Linked DNA regions of Homo sapiens: region 2 is linked to region 1. Evidence: read pairs that join two places in POLR2A ChIA-PET (ENCODE). Cell type or tissue: PC-9. All regions are shown on one strand. Links, peaks and the distances in the headings refer to the core of each region. The heading gives the core; the rest is flanking DNA. Region 1 has its middle 23 kb from the start of ZC3H12C. Region 2 has its middle 120 kb from the start of LINC02715.

Region 1 (2,806 bases), core at 102-2,601:
TTTGTTTGTTTTTAATTAAATAGAGATGGGGTCTCACTATGTTGCCCAGGCTTGTCTTGCCCCTGGGATCAAGTAATTCATCTGCCTCAGCCTCCCAAAGTGCTGGGATTACAGGCGTGAACTCTTGTGCCTGGCCAGTTCCTGTTTTTGTAAGAATTTTTTTTTTAACTGGAAGAGCTGTTCCAATTGCTCTGCCTAGCTCCTACTAATAGATATTAACCGCCTCAGCCTGAACCAGTCTTGTAATTCATGTGAATACACTTCATACACGAATAAAGTATACAGTGACTATCCTTTGTCAGAGACCATTTAGTTTCTACCGCTGACTGTGTTACTCCTTTCATTAAAAAATTAGAAAAGAAAAATATAAGACTGAGAAGTGAACACTTGCTTGAGAACCATGTTGTATTGTTTACCTTCTTGTTTTCCCTGAAGATGCCCTCACGAAGGTGTGGGTAGCAACTTAGAGGGCAGGATGACAAGAATTCTAGCTGAGCAGCATGGAAGGGAAATAGAATAAATTAGTGTAGCTACCCATATTACCCTGCATCATCAGGGTGTCCACCTTTAGAAGGGAGGTCAGCACCCCATTATCTGGAAAAGAGTGACGGGAACCAAGAGATGAGGTCAGTGGGTACTAGGAGAAGGACAGAGGACAAAGGCAACTGTGTCTGGGGATTAAATGCCTGGCCCTTATTCCCAAGGGTCCTAATTCAGCACAAGGAAGGGAACAACTGTGTGGGGCAGCACAATGTGTGCAGAAGCTACTGCAGGCTGTTTCCTGCAAAAGAGGAACATTATACCTCAGCCAGCCATTGCCAGGACATTGCAGGAGAAGGATCTCTGCCTGGCTAGTGCTTGGAGTCCTCACACACCAAGACATTTGGTCACATTCAGACAATCACGAGTCTCACTTCAGGACACGTGTAAACCAACCACTGGGCAGAGAAGGAGATGCTCTCATGCCTGGATTTTGGAACCAGACAATGCTTCACTGGAGCAACTCCAGCAGGGAGAGAGTAGTGCGGGCATCTCGTTACAACTGTTTATGACTTGTAATGCCCTGTCATTTCCCTTTCCTTCTGGAGGCAGGAAGTGGCTCTGGGCCAAGCTGCTGGAGCTCAATATAGCCTCTGGTTATTTATGTTCACACGAAACCAGGATAGACACAAGTGGTCTCCTGACAAGTCAGATGACAACCTCCAGTGGTATGCGTTCCCGCCCTACTTCTTTCTAATTTATATGTTCATAATTTGAAATTAGTGTAGCTGACCTGGAGGATATCTCCTGCCACAGACAGTAAGGAGATAAGTATTCTCCTACATTATATTCATATGGTTTTCTTATGAACCAGGGCATGGAGTCCATAAAAAATTGATTCTTGAGTCTATTACCAGAGAGTCTCCATATGTTTTTATGTAGTTTTATGTTAAAGCTAAAAGTATATGTCTTTGATAGTCTCCAAAACTAAACTCCAAAGTTTAACATTAAGTATCTACTTACTGTAAATTAATTTGATTTGTTATCTAGAAGTACATTTTTCTCTTAATTTGTCCTGGAAAATATCCCAGAAAAGCAACCCCAAAATTCTGAAACCTGTCTCTTCCTCTTCATCAACTCTGTCACCTTCTGATTTTTAATGTTTCTTGATTGGACAATTTCAACAGCATTTACGAGTCTCTGTGCCTCTGATCTGTCTCCTCCTGGCTACTTCCAGTGAACCCATTCAGCTCACACACATGTGTGAGAATATGCAGCTGTACACCAGGAACACAGAACAGACTACCATGGGGGCTGGCTTTCAGCCCTGGAATTTACTCAGGCCACCTCCTGTGCCCATGTATTCCAATCTGATATCCTTTGCTCTTGTTTCTTCTGGGTCACTGACTCTAGTGCTGATGGTTCTTTGTGGACATCCTACGCCAGTTCAACCTCATTATCTCTCCCAGGCACAATCTTGATAGTCACCTAGTTCTAGCATTCTACTCCTAGCACTTGGGTCTAGGAGACTGGTCCCACACCAGCGCTTCATTACCCAGTTGTTGGCTAGGGGAAGACCACTAATCTATCTATCTAATCTATTCTCTAAATTGAAGCTAGATTCTAATCTAGTTTTATATCTAATCCAGCCTCTAAACTGAAGCTAGGTTCTTCTTTCTTAAATTAAATGCTTATACTGTCTTTCCCCTGCTTAAACTTTTTGAGTGGCTCCTATGGTCTGCAAGGTAAAGTTCAAACTCCCTGTTGGCAAATACGGCAGTTCAAGTCCTTCCTGATGTTGCTCCAAACACCCCCTCCAGCTGACTCACAACTCCCCCATTGCCAGAATGCATGACTTTTGTCTTCACCATTATGATATACTGGCCTTTTCTCTGATGTACCATGATTTCCTACCTCTGATATTCCCCCTTTCTGGAATGCTCTTTCTTGTATTATTTACCAAATAAATTCTAACTCAGTCTTCAAAATTAAATATAAATGTTTTCTTCTCCAGAAAACTTTTCTTTTTTCTCTTTTGAGACAAGGTCTTGCTCTGTTGCTCAGGCTGGAGTGCAGTGGTATGAACATGGCCCACTGCAGCCTTAACCTTCCCGGCTCAAGCAATCCTCCCACCTCAGCTTTCTGAGTAGAGCTGGGACCACAGATGCACACTACTATGCCTGGTTAATTTTTAAATTTTTTGTAGAGACGGGGTGTCCCTTCACTCCCAGGCTGGGCTTGAACTCCTAGGCTCAAGTGATCTTCCCACCTTAGCCTCCCAAAGTGCTGGGATTACAGGTATGAGCCACCTCGCTTGGCCTTTTCT
Region 2 (2,806 bases), core at 299-2,798, 130 kb before region 1:
AAATATAAAAGAATTTATTTTAACAAGGATGTTTGTCAATTAATTAAATGGTGGTCAAATAACAATACAAGAAAAATCAAATATTCTTTCAATGTTTTGTTTCTGTAAATAACACCTCCACCCACCCAGTTGCTCATCCTAAAGTTCATCCTTGACACCCTCTTTCCGTATCCCCAGTCTGCTCTCAGTCACCAAGGCCCACTCAATCTAACTCCCAAATGTCTCTCAAATATGCCAATTGTTTATGATACCCATTGCCACCACCCAAAGCCTCCTCTTTCTCCTGAACTGCTGACATAGCCACCTAATCAATCTCCCAGATCCACTCTTGCTGCCTTCAAGCCACTTTCCATACTGAAATAACAGGTCTCTTTCATAAAATGCAAGTCATATCAACCCTTGTCTTAAAACCCTCTAGTGGCCTCCCATTGTCCTTAAACACAGTGGGCTATAGTTTTTTCTTCTTTATATGGTTCTTGGGTTTTTTAATAAGTAAACTTAATTTTGTAAATACACAAGTTGTTTGGAAGTCAGTGAGTAACAGTGCAAAGATCCTATAATTTAAAGGCAAAGGACCTAGGTTCATGTCAAAGTTCCATCACTTAAAAGATGTATGACCTTGGGAAAGTTACTTAGCCTTTCTAATTTTTTTCTCATCAGTAAAATGGGTGTAATAACGATCCCCATATAACATATTGGTACAAAGAATAAATGAAATAATATATGTAAAAAAATTCTGCAACCTATAACCCATTATGCAAATGTTGCATAGTAACAATATCATCACCTAATAAGAAACATCTGCTAGCAGGTAAATGAAGAAAGCATTACTTAGGACATGAAAGAGTTAGCATGAACTAATAGTTGGGAAAAGCCCAAGTCCAAATACAGAAAAAAAAAATTTAATGAATTACTTTTAATATGCAGGAGATAAAGGAGTTCAAGACAGTGTAAAAAACGAGCCAAATGCTAAATATTTAAGGAGTGAGCAACATGAAAGATTAATCACTTACTTCTAAAGAACCTGAGATTGTACTATATTTTTTCTTCTTAATTTTTTTTATTTTACACCTTATTTGGAATATAGCACACTATTACTGATATTTTTTAATTACTTGTAAATATTTCAATATTATCGTCAGTATTGTGGGCAGGTGAGTATTATTTTTCTTTGAATGGGCTATTTTAAAACATTTACTGCATTGCTGACTATAATTTAATAATGCCTGAAGACAGATTTTTTTTCCTACAGGACTAATCCCCAATTCAATAATGAAATTCAGCAGGAAAATTTAGGGTTGCTTTAATGGAAATTAATTTTATGGCTTATAAAGAAAACAGAAATGCATTTACCTCATCAAACAAGAGACAAGTGTACTTGGAAAACCTTTTCTCCATGTGACATGAATACCAAGCAGGTTGAATTGATGAAGCAGCATTTAGCTAACCATGCTACTTTTCCTCTTTTATATTCTCTCTGCCTTTAATTCAGGTAACAGTGGAAAGCTGGAACTTGGCCATTTTCCTGCACAGTCCCCTTATGCAGAACCTTTTTCCGCTGAGGTGAAGGAATTCCTCTGCTGCCATCTAGTGCTTCTTAGAAAGACCTTTGCCAGTTTTAGTCAGATGGGTTGGTTTATATTTAGCTCCAAGTGTGGGATGGAGGGAAATGGGGGTGGGAATGGCAGAAAACTAAAACTTTTTTAGACTTTTTTTTTAAATCTATTGCATTAATTAGTAAGAGATTCTGAGTCACAGAGAACATTTATGGGCTTCTGAGCTAAATGTTTTATTTGCCTTTTTATATGAGCTACTTGAATACTGTATAAAGACTTGACAGAATTTCAAGTTCAAAAGATTGATGAGAGAGGTTGGGGTGAGCAGCCTCTCATTTCTTAAATTGTTCCATATAAGCATTTTTTAATGTACTGACATTCATAAAGCTGCTCAATCCAGAAGCCTGGGAGTCATCTTTGACATTTTCTTCTCCCTCATGGCTCCATCATCCATCCAACACAATAACACACACACAATAACACACAAACACAAATACACACACAAACTCTAAAAACGGTGGATTCCAGCTCCTAAAAGTCTCTCAAATCCATCAACTTCCTCGATTACCATTGACATTACACATGATATAACCTAAACATACTCATTAACATGAATTGGAATCATCCTTTACCCTCCTAATTTATCTCCTCATATCTAATATTCATGCAGCAACCAGAAATAACTTTGTTTAAAAAAAAACAAATGAAAAAATAAATTTGATCTATTGAAGTCCTGCTTAATATTCTTCAGTGATTTTTCTTTGATTTTAAGATAAATTCCAGACATTTTAACATAACCTAAAAATCTTTATGTGATCTGACCTCTGCCCAGATGATCTCCTGCCATTCTCCATCCATCCCTGTGTCACTGACACCAATCCTCTCTATTTATCCAAAGGACTAATCTTCTTATAGCCTCGGGGCCTTTGAACATGCTGTGCCCTGTGTCTATTCTGCATTCTGTCTTCTCACTAATCACAAGCCATCTTTATACTTTGTTACTTAATATCTATTTCTAGGCCAGGTGGGATGGCTCACACCTGTAATCCCAGCACTTTGGGAGGCTGAGGTGGGCAGATCGCTTGAGGTCAGGAGTTCAAAATCAGCCAGGTCAACATGGTGAAACCCTGTCTCTACTAAAAACACAAAAATTAGCCAGGCATGGTGGCTCACACCTGTAATCTCAGCTGCTACTTGGGAGGCTGAGGCAGGAGAATTGTTTGAACCCAGAAGGTGAAGGTTGCAGTGAG

What was found. Peaks named below come from ENCODE experiments on the same cell type or tissue, not always from the same donor. Only the 100,000 strongest peaks of a DNase experiment are listed, where the experiment ranks them.
Region 2: POLR2A ChIA-PET joins it to region 1 with 17 read pairs; 3 of 35 experiments call an interaction of 5 or more read pairs at or near these places.

Annotation. Positions count from the first base shown.
Region 1 is chr11:110,068,515-110,071,320 of GRCh38, forward strand. No RefSeq gene overlaps it. Among named protein-coding and RNA genes, the nearest start is that of ZC3H12C, 23 kb to the right of the region's middle. In PC-9, for the core only: no CTCF peak of the experiment used is centred there; a DNase peak (open chromatin) is centred at 1,117; H3K27ac peaks cover 1,757 bases.
Region 2 is chr11:109,937,799-109,940,604 of GRCh38, forward strand. No RefSeq gene overlaps it. Among named protein-coding and RNA genes, the nearest start is that of LINC02715, 120 kb to the left of the region's middle. In PC-9, for the core only: CTCF peaks have their summits at 1,609 (motif pointing left) and 1,811; a DNase peak (open chromatin) is centred at 1,553.